Regions from separate parts of the Homo sapiens genome. Here region 1 is linked to region 2. The links are chromatin contacts, found by POLR2A ChIA-PET in ENCODE. All regions are on one chromosome and are shown on one strand. The core of a region is the stretch at or near the end of the contact, and the rest is flanking DNA. Distances in the headings are between cores, read along the strand shown.

Region 1 (6,997 bases), core at 191-2,690, 91 kb before region 2:
TACAAAAGAAATGGAAACTTGAAGATGCCAGAAATGAAAATCTTGCTGGGTGCAGTGGCTCACGCCTGTAATCCTAGCACTTTGGGAGGCCAAGGTGGGCGGATCATGAGGTCAAGAGATCGAGACAATCCTGGCCAACACGGTGAAACCCCGTCTCTACTAAAAACACAAAAATTAGCTGGCCATGGTGGCACGTGCCTGTAGTCCCAGCTACTTGGGGGGCTGAGGCAGGAAAATTGCTTGAACCCAGGAGGTGGAGGTTGCAGTAAGTTGAGATTGTGCCACTGCACTCCAGCCTGGTGACAGAGTGAGACTCTGTCTCAAAAAAAAAAAAGAAAAGAAAAGAAAAGAAAATCTTAACATCAGAGATATAGAAATCCTTTGGCAGGTTTATCAGCCAACTAGACAAAAGCAAGGCAAAAAAATATGTGAATTGAGGCAAGATCAATAGAAATTAGCCAACTATAACACAGAGAGAGTAAAAACAAAGCAACAAATCAGCAACCCCCAAACCAAACACCCAAGATGTGTGGGACAATACCAATGGTTTCACACACATGTGATCAAAGTCCCAGAAAAAGGGAGAAGAAATATTTAACAAGCTACTTGAAGAGATAATCACTGAGAATTTCCAAAATTAAAGACAAGAAGCCACAGATCCAAGGAGCTCAGAGAACTGAAGCAAGATAAATACAAAGGAAAACATACCTCAGCATATCATAGTCAAACCTGAAACCAAAGATGAGAGAACTTGAAAGCAGCCAGAAAGAAAAAGTTACCCAGTAAAGTAAAAAATAAAGCAGTCTTCTCAGGCAGTCTTGTAAGTTATGGGTCCACTAGATAACCCAGGAGCCTTCTAGAATATTCCTCCATTTGGGGGCAATTAGCTTAAGCAGGTAACATCCCAGCCAATTAGCCAATTAGGAGGCTGAGTGGCCTCCCATGCTCCAGTTCTACATATCCTGGCCCTGGCTCTTGTGTCACACCCTGCCCCTGCTCTCTGCACACCCTGGGAGGCCCTGCGCTGGCTGGTGGCTTCATCACCCCTCAAACACTATTTATTGCCTCTGAGCTGGGAGGAAGCTGAGCAGGTGGAGGCTGGATACACTAGTCACTGACCTCAGTGACCCTTGAGGCAGGCCCTGGGGTCTGACTGCTGCCTCACATTCTTTCCCAGGAGCTGAGCAGCCTGGAACAACCAAAGCCTGAGTCCAGCTAGTGCACCAGTCAGGGCGCTGCCACAGAGTTCACTGCCACAGGCAGCAGTGCTGTGAGCGGGCAGCTGCCAATGATTCAGGCCACCACTGGTCAAGAAGATTCGGTTTCCTCTCTCATCACCCCCAGGCTGTCTGTTAGGCGCCCCGTATCCTCACTCTCTGGAAGAGAGGAGAAGCCTTTCCTGCAGAAGCCACAAGGAGGCAGCAAAGTGCTTGTCTAAGGGCCTCAGCTGGCCTGGAGAGGGGCCGGGAATTCAAGAATTAGAAGGGAGGGAACTGCGGGAAGACTGACAGGAGGGGAGCTGGTGAGTTCCTGGGAAGGTGCAGGTGGAGCGTGGACAGCAAGTGCAGCAGAGGGAGAAGGCATTCCTGACCCATGCTGGGACACGGGGATCCTGCAGAGGACTCATGGTTGTGGAGTCTGCTCTCCCTTGGACTGGGGACCCTTCCTCCTCGCTTGATCGCCTACCCCCAGCAGGTCCTCTGCTCTGTATGGCACAGATCTATCCCTGCAAATGACCCTTTGGGCAGCAGTTTTTAGGAGCTCTGCCAGGAGGCCCTTCCCATGGACTTCCTCAAGCATGCAGCATGGCCCCATTGATTCATTTACTCATTCATTCATTCAACAAGTACCTATTAGGCACCTAACATGAGGCAGTGTTCTAGGTGTTAGGGATACTGTAGTGAGTAAAACAGATTTTTAAAAAGTGCTTTCATGGCCAGGTGCAGTGGCTCACGCCTGTAATCCCAGCACTTTCGGAGGCCGAAGCGGGCACATCATAAGGTCAGGAAATCGAGACCATCCTGGCTAACATGGTGAAACCCCATCTCCACTAAAAATAAAAAAAATTAGCCGGGCGTGGTGGCGGGCGCCTGTAGTCCCAGCTACTCGGGAGGCTGAGGCAGGAGAATGGCATGAACCCGGGAGGCGGAGGTTGTGTGAGCCATGATCGTGCCACTGCACTCCAGCCTGGGCGACTGAGCGAGACTCCATCTCAAAAAACAAACAAACAAACAAAAAACTGCTTTCACAAAGCTTACATTCTATGGGGGGAAAAGACAAGAAACAAAAATAAGTAGTAAAATGCACAGTTATGTCAGAACGTAAAAGGTTCCATGGAGAAACACAAATTTCAAGAGGGATAAGGCAGCAGAGTGCAGGGGAGTGGGTGTTACCATTTAAAGCAGAGAGGGCATGGCAGGACGTTTCAGTGAAGACTTGAAGCAGGTGAGGAGGTGAGCTGCGGGAAGGGCGTGCCAGGCAGGGAGAGCAGGCTGAGGTGAGAGCCTGCCTGGCACACTCAGGGGGCAGCAAGGTGCCCGGGGTACCTGGTGTGGGTGAGTGGGAGGGTGGGAGGAGCCACGTTGCAGAGGCCACTGGGAGGCCGGTCACACAAGGCCTTGTAGGCCACCGTAAGGACCTCTGTTCACCCGGAATGCAATGGGAGCCATTGCAGAATTCTAAGCAGAGAAGTGACATCATGTGCCCTTCAATTCAAGAGCATCGTCTGGCTGCAACCATGAGCATAGACTGGGAGCAGGGCGCAGGGAGACCAGCTGGAAGCTGTTTCAATTCCCACCCCATTCAGAAAGCCTAGTCATGAAGGCCGGACGTGGTGGCTCACGCCTGTAATCCCAGCACTTTGGGAGGCCGCGGTGGGTGGATCACCTGAGATTGAGTTTGAGACCAGCCTGGCCAACATGGTGAAACCCTGTCTCTACTAAAAAATACAAAACTTAGTCAGGCATGGTGGCAGGCACCTGTAATCCCAGCTTCTCAGGAGGCTGAGGCAGGAGAATCGCTTGAATTTGGGAAGTGGAGATTCAAGTGAGCCGAGATCATTGCACTCCAGCCGGAGAGACAAGAGTGAGACTCTGTCTCAAAAAAAAAAAAAAAATGCTTAGTCAATGAGCTCAGATGGCCCTTCCACCACGAAGCTTCCACTAATCCTCCCTAAGCCTCCCCTTCTCCTGGGGACGGGCTCTCCTGCCTTTGTGCGTGGATCTCTTCCAGCATTGGTCCATCTTGCCTTTGTTCTGGGATTATCGGTGAGCCTGTCCTCAACCCCACTAGACCTGAAACTCTTTAAGACGGATGCCCAGTTGCTCTCACAGCTGTAGCTTCCCCTCTACCCGGACCTTCAGAGGGCCATGCACACAGTAGAAACCAAGTCAAGCTTTCCCTAAGGAGTAAGTGCTCCCATCCCTCCTTGGCTGCCTCTGAGGCTTCTTCCGGGCTGTGTTTCTGCCTGGAGCACCACAATCGTTGTATTAAATGCTTGGCCACCATGACAGCCCTAGTGCCTTCTGTGAGCTGCATGTCACCGTCCCTCAGCACAGCCAGGTTTACAGGACACAGCTTGTCACCGGCCCATAAGGCAGCCTGTCAGCACTGGCAGGAAGCACACACAAACCAGTGAGTTTGCACAATCAGTGGCCTCTCTGGAGGCTCCCGAGGGCAATTAAATGTGTAATTTTTCATTTATTGATTCCTTAAACATTTATTGAGCACCTACTGTGGTGCCATGATCTGTATTAGGCAGCAGGGGCACGGAAGTGAGTAAAACTCATTTCCCAGGAGCCTACTGCAAACACAGGGTGCTGACTGGATGCAAAGCACTGGCACAGTTACAGAAATAAATTCAAGTATTGTCCTGAACTCCCGAGGACTCACAATCTACCCACCACTCCTTCAGCAATTGTACTGTGCCAAGTGCTGGAGTTGGCGATGAAAACAGAGGGGTCATGGCAAGCCTCGCAGGGTGACGCTTGAGTAGAGACTTGAAAAGGTGGGGAGGCAAGTCATGGGGGAATGGTGACATTGGGACAGACTCCCCTCACACGCCAGTGTGGAGAAAGAGTAGTAACTGGTAGGGAGCTAGTGTGGGAATGCAAGACAAAGTGCAACAGAGAATGGGGAAGACATATGGCAGTGAAGGTCTGGGGAGGCCTTTGGGACTAAGTGGGATCTCCATGAAATGTGGAAGGATGGGTGGAACTATTGCAGGGGGCGGGAGGCAGGAAATCCAAGGGAAAAGGACACTGTAAGCACAGAGCATGTTCATGTGGCAGCAAGCGGCCAGCCTGGGTGTAGTTCCACACCACGTGTTGTAGGAGATAAGCCCAGCTGGGGCTGGATGTGGATGGGCTTGAAGACCAACCAGAGGATGCTCCTCTGTAGGCAGTGGAGAGCCACTGATGACAACGTGGAGAATTTAAAGAAGAATGGAGACAGGGAGAGCAAGGAGAGGAGCAGGTGTGGAGGTGTGCACAACAGTCATGTAAAGAACCAGCTACAACTGTAGTCACTCACTCATGCCTTTGTTTGTCCACAGACATAGTTATTATGCACAAAACCTCATGCCGATTGAAGGTGGGATAAGACAGATGGGGAGAAAACAAAGAAAAATAAAACCCAGTTTATGTGGAGGATTTTAAATCAAGGGAGAGACAGACACCAGTAAAACCCGAGCACATTCTTCCTTGAGGTCCGTGATATGATGCTCTTCTTGGTTTCCCACCCACGTTCCCCACACTCCTCCAGCTCCCGCGGATTTTCATTCTCTTCTGCCTGTGTTCCCTAGGGGCTGCTCCAGTGCCTGGACTCTCCTCTCATGCCACAGGACATCCCAACATGACTTCAGATTGCCCTATTGCCTCAAACATCAGCTGTATGATGAAGATTCCCAAATCCATCCCCAATTCCAATCTCTCCTCTGAGTCATAGAGCTGTATATGCAAACGCTCAACTGCACATCCCAACTGGCTGCCCACTGGCACCTCCAACTCAATCAATGCAAATGAAACTCATCACCTTTCCTTCTCATCCCCAACCCTGCAGCTCCACTTGTGCCTCTGGTCTCAATGCATATCTGCCAGCCTCATCCACTGCCAAAGCCTGAACTGGGCATCATAGGTGCCTGAGCTCCTGCACCCATTCATGCAATCTCTCACCAAGCCCTGTCATCGTCTACATCTTTTGTGTCTTCCCCTCAGTGACTACCCTAAATTGGGCCACCAACTAATCTCCCTGGCTTCTGTTTTACTCTTTCAATCTATGCTCCATACTAAGCCAGAGATATCTAAAATGCTGGTCTAATTCCACACTTCTGCTTAAAAATTCATTAATGGCTCTTCATTCTTCTCAGGATAAAGTCCAATCATGGCCTATAAAGATTTTTGTGACAGCTCTTCAGCCTGGCTGTATGATATTCCATTGTATGCATGTGCAATGATTTATTTAATCAGTCCTCTAGTGAGAGATGTGTGAGTTGGTTTTTGCTAAACTTGCTAATATGAACAATGCTCCAGCTGATAACTGTTTTCTTTTTTTTTTCTTTTTAAGAGAGGCGGTCTCACTTTGTCCCATGCTGCAGTGCAGTGGTATGATCATAGCTCACTGCTGCCTTGAACTCCTGGGCTCAAGAGATCCTCCCACCTCACCCTCCCAAGTGGCTGGGACTACTGCACCCAGCTAATTTTTTAATTTTCATTTTTTTGTAGAGACGAGGTCTCGCCACTTTGCCCAGGCTGGTCTTGAACTCCTGGGCTTAAGCAGTCCTACCACCTTGGCCTCCCTAAGTGCTAGGATTACAGGTGTGAGCCACCACACCTGGCTGATAATTTTATATGTAATTTATTTTGCATATGTGAAAGTACATTGGATCAGAAATTCTATGCATTTGTAATTCTGACAAGTCTTAATGAATTACAGTTCTAACAGCAACACGAGAGTGCTTATTACCCTACAACCACGCCAAGGCTAAGTGTCCAACATCTAGATTTTTTGCCAATCAGTGGGTGAAAAATTATACCAAATGTAGTTTCAATTGTCTTGTGAGGTTGAGTATTTTTTCATGTTTAAGAGATGTTTATCTTTCCATTAACCATCCCATTTTCTTATTGAATTTGCTATTTTTCATATTGATTTGTAGAGATTTTGTACATATTAAGCAAATTAGCCCCTCTGACTATGATACGGGTTGCAAATATTTTCCCTACTTTGCCATTCGTCTTTGTTTATGGTGTTTTTCACTCTGTAGAAATTATAGATTTTTATGTTGACAGAATTTGTCTTTTTTTAAAGCTATGAGAAAATGTGTGCCATTCTAGAAAACACTTTCTCTACTGTGACATTATAAATTTGTGGTTTTACTCTTTTACATTTTTTTTTTTTATTCGGAAATGGAGTCTCACTCTGTCATCCAGGCTGGAGTGCAGTTGCACAATCTCAGCTCACTGCAACCTCTGTCTCCCAAGTTCAAGCAATTCTCCTGCCTCAGCCTCCCGAGTAGCTGGGATTACAGGTGCCTGCCAACACGCCTGGCTAATTTATTGTATGTTTAGTAGAGACGGGATTTCACTATGTTGACCAGGCTGGTCTCAAACTCCTGACCTCGAGTGATCTGCCTGCCTCGGCCTCCCAAAGTGCTGGGGTTACAGGCATGAGCCACCAAGCCTGGCCTCTTACATTTATTTAAACATAATTGTTTCATATGGATTTATTTTAGTGTAAGAACTGAAAAGAGACACTACATTATTTTTCTCCAGGTGACTACACAATTGTCTCAGTGCTACTTAGTATATCATCCATCTTTTCCCTACTGACAGACAATGCCATCTTTATCATTTACTGAACTTTTTAATGCCTCAGGTCTACTTCTGGACTATTATGTTCTCTTTGTTTTTTTTTGAAATGGAGTCTCAGTCTATCACCCAGGGTGGAGGGCAGTGGCGCCATCTCGGCTCACTGCAACCTCTGCCTCCCAGGTTCAAGCGAT
Region 2 (7,338 bases), core at 2,824-5,323:
GTTGATCAATAGGCGACTGCTTAAATAAATTGTGGCACGTCTAAACAGCAGGATGACTATGTATCCATAAAAACAAGAAAGCTCTTTATATATTGAGACATGGAATAAGCTCCAAGATATATTACATGAAAAAAGGAAGCAGGCAAAGAGGAGAATGGTCTTATTTACTTATATATGCATAAAATATCTTGAAAGATATATAAGAAATTGAAAATACTGTTTGCCTTGGGGGTGGAGAACCAAATGGCTGGGGAACAGGGATGGGATAAAGATGTTTCAGTGTATTGGGTGGGTGCAGTGGCTCATGCCTGTAATCCCAACACTTTGGGAGGCCAAGGTAGGTGGATCACCTGAGGTCAGGAGTTTGAGACCAACCTGGCCAATACGACGAAACCCCATCTCTAATAAAAAATACAAAAATCAGCCAGATGTGATGGCACATGCCTGTAATCCCACCTACTCGGGAGGCTGAGGCAGGAGAATCACTTAAACCTGGGAGGTGGAGGGTGCAGTGAGCTGAGCTTGCACCACTGCACTCCAGCCTGGGCAACAGAGTGACACTCCATCTCAAATTAAAAAAAAAAAAAAAAAGATGTTTCAGTGTATTAACTCTTGTACTTTTGAATTTTGAGCCATGTGAGTATATTGCATAGGCAAATAGTAAAGTTAAAATAAACAAACAAAAGTCCTTTACCTTTTGTTTTGTCAAACTCGTAGCTCCACTGGCAACACCTAATTCTATTCCTAAGGCTAGGCTGATAATAACTGAATCAATTTTTCCCCAAGTCCTTTCTGTGACCCTCTCCAGCAGAAACATGATTGAACTCTAGATAAACTTTTTGCCTTAACAGCTCTCATCTTTCTTTCTTTCTTTTTTTTTTTTTTTTTTAAAGACGGAGTTTCGCTCTTGTTGCCCAGGCTGGAGTGCAATGGTGCAATCTCGGCTCACTGCAACCTCCACCTCCCAGGTTCAAGCAATTCTCCTGACTTGGCCTCCCGAGTAGCTGGGATTACAGGCATGTGCCACCACACCCAGCTAATTTTTTTGTATTTTTAGTAGAGATAGGGTTTCACCATGTTGGCCAGGCTGGTCTCAATCCCCTGACCTCCAGTGATCCACCTGCCTCGACCTCCCAAAATGCTGGAATTACAGGCATGAACCACCGTGCCCGGCCTCATCTTTCTTTTTCTTACTTTCCCCCATGTGAACTGGCTAAGTTTTCATATCATTGGGTCATGTATATCATAACTATCCCACTCAGAGTCACATCCTATTGGACTAATCCCAACAGTTAAGTGGACTGGACTGGATTTGTGCATTTGGGACTGCTAAACTGAAGTCATATTTCTTTCTCCAAATTTTAAGGAATGTCTGTGTCTCTAACACACATCCTCTTCCAGGTCCATGCACATCTTATATCACTAGTAACTTATAATCCTGGGCTAATAAATTAAGAAACTGGTGTTAGCTGGGTGCAGTGGCTCATGCCTGTAATTCCAGCACTTTGGGAGGCCAAGGTGCGCAGATCACTTGGGGTCAGGCGTTCGACACCAGCCTAGCCAACATGGTGAAACCCTGTCTCTACTAAAAAATACAAATATTAGCCAGGCGCAGTGGCACGCACCTGTAGTCCCGCCCTACGTAGGAGGCTGAGGCATGAGAATTACTTGAACCCAGGAGGCGGAGGCTGCAGTGAGCCGAGATCGCGCCACGGCACTCCAGCCTGGGCGACAGAGCAAAACTCCATCTCAAAAAGAAAAAAAAAAAAGAAAAAAGAAAAAAAAGAAACTGGTGTTTTCCAGGACACTCACAGTTATCTATGTAACAGGTTGAAAGCAGCAGGAAGAAGTTAAACAAATATTCAAAACTACAGGTATGAAGAGCTTCAGAAGAATCTGTGTAGTATTAGGTAACCCTTGGAAAAAATTCTCAAGCGTCACTGAGGCCAAGCCTGGTTTTTGTTCAAGACCTGACAGGACTCCTAAAAAGTGATGTAAGAGTCATGATGAAAGCATTTCAGAACTCCAGCACTGACTTAATAAAGAAAAGAACACCCCAAACAGATTTCACAGAGATACTTGATTAAAATCCATACTTCAAGCATTTCCTAAAGGGGTTACCTTTACAGTGCAGAGCTGTGGGAAGAATTTTGAGACCAGCTGGTATCCTTTGGGAAAAGCATCTGATTTTAAGTAAATAAGGAGAAAGGAACGAGAACTAATATGTTAGGCGTTGTATTATGTATTTGTATTTATTAGAACTATTTTTCTATTTTAGAGATGAGCAAACTAAGGCACAAATGTTAAGCAATATCAGTCACAATGCCAGTAGATAGTGGAACAGGGTAGGAATCCAGTTCTGACTGATCCCATAGCCTGAGTGCTTTCTACCTCTCAAAGTGGAACATCAGACCCCTCTGCAAGGCACCTAATAGCCTTTTTTTTGAGATCAGGTTTCATCATGTTGCCCAGACTTGAACTCCTGGGCGCAAGTGATCCTCCCACCTCAGCCTCCCAAAGTGCTGGGATTACAGGCATGAGTCACCGTGCCTGGCCAGCACCTAACAGCTTTATGTCAAAGCTCATTAATATCAGGACTACAACCCAGTTGCCCGACCAAAAATCTGAACTGTTTTAACTGATTTATGGTATGAATATGGTTGAAAACCACTCAATTAGATCGCTTTCTCTTGCTTTCCTTGATTTGCTGTCTTTTTCACCCGTCTAATAACTGCACCATGGCAAAGTCATTCTGTTTCCTGCCTTAAATCACACGGAGAGGACTGTGTGGTACTCTGTGAGACACAGCTATGTTTCAAGGTCGAAGAATTTTTTTTTTTTTTTTGAGATGGAGTCTCACTCTGTCACCCAGGCTGGAATGCAGTGGCCCAATCTCGGCTCACTGCAACCTCTGCCTCTTGGGTTCAAGTTATTCTCCTGCCTCACCCTCCTGAGTAACTGGGATTACAGGCACGTGCCACCACACCTGGCTAATTTTTTCTATTTTTTAGTAGAGACGGGACTTCACCATGTTGGCCGGGCTAGTCTTGAACCACTGACCTCAAGTGATCCACCTGCCTTGGCCTCCTAAAGTGCTGGGATTACAGGTGTGAGCCCCTGCACCTGGCCAAAGATGTTTTTTAACCAGGTAAACAGAAGATATGTATGTGAACCTTTTCTTTCAAATATTTTTGCAGAGCCTAAATTTTTAAAAATAATATACACATCATCATGCTTTTAAATGTAATTCATTTTACCTTTTTCTTGCCTGTTACTGTCCATTCTTTGAGTACTTCACTGGCACTACCTGTAAGAGAAACCAATTACAGATTTTGTCTCCTACCACACACACAGTAGTCAAGCAGGAGTCAGTGTCCTCCCATTTTGTAATTGCTGGAGAATTTACAAAGCTCCTAACAGAAAAGTTAAAGTTAAGGATCAGGTCTAAAGTAATGTAATGAGATAATCATGCCATGCTTCCCTTTTGGAATACCTGCCTACTTAGACCCCTCCTCTCCGAGTAATTTCCTCAGTAAGTTCTTCTAAGAAGAGACTAATGTAGCTGGGCCATTTTGAAGATTCTCTTATCCATACATCTTAGACCAAATACAAAGGGGATGGCACACTGGTTTTAGCCAAGTGTGCCATCCTTTCCCCTCCAGTTACACACCCACCTTGGCTATGTTGTTTTGGAGACAGCTGCACATTACCCTAGACCAAAACACTAACATTATTTTTTAAAAAGATGAAGATAAAGAAAAACTTTACAACATTCAAACTTGTGCATCCTATGTTGGCAGATTCAGGAAAATAAAAACAGGGAGACCTAACCTCATGTTGCTATTCAAAGACGCAATAGCTTCAGATAGTTTTTCTCCAACAGGTTACATGGAAGGAAGGTTCATAAAACACTTCTCAATGTTATAAATCTGAAGGGTTGACTAAGCCTGCCATTCTTCTACGTATTAGATAAGGAAATTCAAACCCACACATTTGAGTCACTTGCCACAGCCAAACTAACGATATTAGAATCCGGAAGACAATACTGAGTCCTTGAATTTGCCATCTGTTGGTGAGCCACTGAATCACTGCTTTGTTATTAAGAGTCTCTTAAATTCTTATTCAACCCAAGTCCAATCAAGTCCCTTATACCACTGGCCACATGATTTCCTCTTAAATACCATTAGAGAACATTTAGCGTGAAACAATGGAGTTTTCTCAGCTTATCTCTTATTATAGACACCACATAGCTTATTTCAGCTGAAAGAGGTATCGTCAAATGTCATGGTATGTTATGTTTTCATGGGGTCTGCTCTATCATCTATGAATCACTGGATTGCTGAATGTTATAAAAGTCTGAAGCAAATTCTATTTGAGCAAATATAAATTTATTTTTAAAATTAAGTCAGGATTACCTTCCATGAATGCTTGTACTGTTTTGTCCACACAGTTATCAAAGTGCTGCAAAACCAGGATAATTTCATTGTTGCTCTTATTAGGAACTATTGCACGTACCGCATTTATCTGGAAAAGATGACAGGGTCATTTAATTCTAACATTAGTAGGTCACTAGGCAGCTGAGGCCTATACAGAGAATAATGAAAAGAGTGATATTTCATTTTTAACAATATGTATCACTCTTTAGTGTCAGTGACAGTACATACAAGCATCTCACTGGGAATGATTAATAGATGAGTGATAACAGCATGTGAAAAATTAATTTCAAAACTTAGAAATGCAGAACATTGCTAGAAATAGAAGTTATATGCTAGATTTCATATAAAGAAAAGGTGGTTTAATTTCGGTATCAGGTATTAATGTGGCATCAATATTCCCTCATTTTTAGCATACTGTAAAGAAAGGTGGAAAGGTAAATGAACTAGCAACAATAACAACTTAGATTTTTATGTAAGATTTTTTGAAACATATTTTACCTTGTATCATTTAACTGTAAAATAAAGATAATTTATACAAACAATTTAAATTATAAACTATGTTAGGCATATAAAACATAATGACACCCATTGCATGCCACTGAGTTTATTAAAACAAAATAAATATAATTGAAGCCCCCATGAACACCTAATAAGTCCTATTTCCCTTCTTCGTCTCGCTAGAGATTTCTACCCTGAACTTGGTATTATTTCCATACGTGCTTTTGCATTTTTATGATATGTGCATATATCCATAGGTAATATACACTATTATTTTGCACTACATAAATACATAAATATTATATCATATATATTTATCTTCAATTTGTTTTTTTCACATAGCATTATTGTTTTAGATTTTTTCTATGTTGATAAATGCATCTCTTATTTATTTATTTTGAGACAGTCTCGCTCTGTCACCCAGGCTGGAGTGCAGAGGTGTGATCTCGGCTCACTGCAACCTCCACCTCCCAGGTTCAAGCGATTCTCGTGCCCCAGCCTCCTGAGTAGTCAGGATTACAGGCATGTGCCACCACGTCCAGCTAATTTTTGTATTTTAGTAGAGATGGGGTTTTGCTATGTTGGCCAGGCTGGTCTTGAACTCTTGGCCTCAAGTGATCTGCCTGCCTCCACCTCCCAAAGTGCTGGGATTACAGGCTTTGAGCTACCGCACCTGGCCTGTATTTCATATTTTTTGAGACTAAAAATATATGGCTGGGCATGGTGGCTAGCACCTGTAATCCCAGCACTTTAGGAGGCTGAGGCAGGCGGATCACGAGGTCAGGAGTTCGAGACCAGCCTGACCAACATGGAAAAACGCCGTCTCTACTGAAAATACAAAAATTAGTTGGGCACAGTGACGCATGCCTGTAATCCCAGATACTCAGGAGGCTGAGGTAGGAGAATCACTTGAACCCGGGAGGTGGAGGTTGCAGTGAGTCGAGATCGCGCCATTGCATGGCAGCCTGGGCAGCAAGAGCGAAACTCCGTCTCAAAAAAAAAAATACAGGATGAAAAATAATATACATCATTTTAAATGTATAGCTGAACATAAGAAGTAAGGGAAATCCCTAGAGGGAACTAAAACCCAGAATAGTGAGCTTGAACTATTAATAGGTAACTGTGGCATGTTTTGCCAGTCTCAATAACACATGGGTTTTACCACATAGTGCCATTAAGCCCAGTAATGCCAGCACTTTTGGGAGGCTGAGGTGGGAGGATCCTTTGATCTCAGGAGTTTGAGATCAGCCTAGGCAACATAGTGAGACCTTGTCTCTACAAAAAATAAAATTAGCCGGATGTGGTGGCACATGCCTGTGGTCCCAGCTACTCAGGAGGGTGAGGCGGGAGGACTGCTTGAGCCTGGGAGGTTGAGGCTGCAGTGAGCTGAGATCACAACACTGCATTCCAGCCTGGGTGACAGCAAGACTGTCTCAAACAAAACCAAAAAACCCAAACAAAAAGATTGGAACTGAGATCTTATGTAAGCTTGCCGTTTTAAAAATATTGCACCTTCAGGGAAAGGGTGAACTAGAATAAATCTTCCCACTGACCGTTTTTTTATTTTTTGGAGGCGGAGTCTCACTCTGTCAAGGTTGGAGTATAGTGGTGAGATCTTGGCTCACTGCAACCTCTGCCTCCCAGGTTCAAGCAATTCTGTCACAGTCTCCCAGGTAGCTGGGATTAGAGACGTGCACCACCATGCCTGGCTAATTTTTGTATTTTTAGTACAGATAGGGTTTCACCATGTTGGACAGGATGGTCTCGAACTCCTGACCTCACTCAAGTGATCTGCCTGCCTCGGCCTCCCAAAGTGCTGGGATTACAAGCATGAGCCATCGCGCCTGGCCCCACTGACTTTTGAACACAATATTCTTACTGTGTGGGTTTAGAGAGATACATTTAAAGGGTAAAAGAATTGCAAATCTTAAATTTTATTCAATGGTTTTATCATTAGTAACATAGTAGTAATATTATACTGTAGGGTTCTTATTATTTTATGAGTATTATAAAAATAAAACAAATCAGTGAATAATGTTTTTAGGAACTAAAAATTTGGTTAAGAGAGAAGAAATACATGTTTAAAATAAGATGAGAAAAGATCTTTTAATAGTATATTTGAATTGAAGATGTCAATGTGAACTCATTTTTTAACAAAAAAAATCTCCTAGTTTCATCCACGAAAAAGTCTAAAAACAATGACTCCTCAATAGCAATAAGCACACCTAGCTCCTAGATACTGGTTTCTCTCTCTTTTTTTTCTTTTTTTTTTTTTTGACGGAGTCTCGCTCTGTCGCCTAAGCTGGAGTGCAGTGGCACAATCTCGGCTCACTGCAAGCTCTGCCTCCCAGGTTCACGCCACTCTCCTGCCTCAGCCTCCAGCCTGGGCAACAGAGGGAGACTC

What was found. ChIA-PET counts read pairs that join two places held with the same protein, here RNA polymerase II (POLR2A).
Region 1: POLR2A ChIA-PET joins it to region 2 with 10 read pairs in OCI-LY7. The contact joins two enhancer-like sites. POLR2A ChIA-PET finds 5 or more read pairs at or near these places in 5 of 52 experiments (H1, MCF 10A, OCI-LY7 and 2 more).

What each region holds. Positions count from the first base shown.
Region 1 is chr12:49,575,119-49,582,115 of GRCh38, reverse strand. No RefSeq gene overlaps it. Among named protein-coding and RNA genes, the nearest start is that of MCRS1, 10 kb to the right of the region's middle. Within about 2 kb of position 1,440, at least 2 of the 41 ENCODE cell types and tissues checked have a DNase peak (open chromatin) inside an H3K27ac peak, as active enhancers do.
Region 2 is chr12:49,486,651-49,493,988 of GRCh38, reverse strand. SPATS2 (spermatogenesis associated serine rich 2) reads right to left here. Exons shown (of 14, transcript NM_023071.4): 5 at 4,416-4,524; 6 at 3,258-3,307. Among named protein-coding and RNA genes, the nearest start is that of KCNH3, 49 kb to the left of the region's middle. Within about 2 kb of position 4,073, at least 4 of the 41 ENCODE cell types and tissues checked have a DNase peak (open chromatin) inside an H3K27ac peak, as active enhancers do.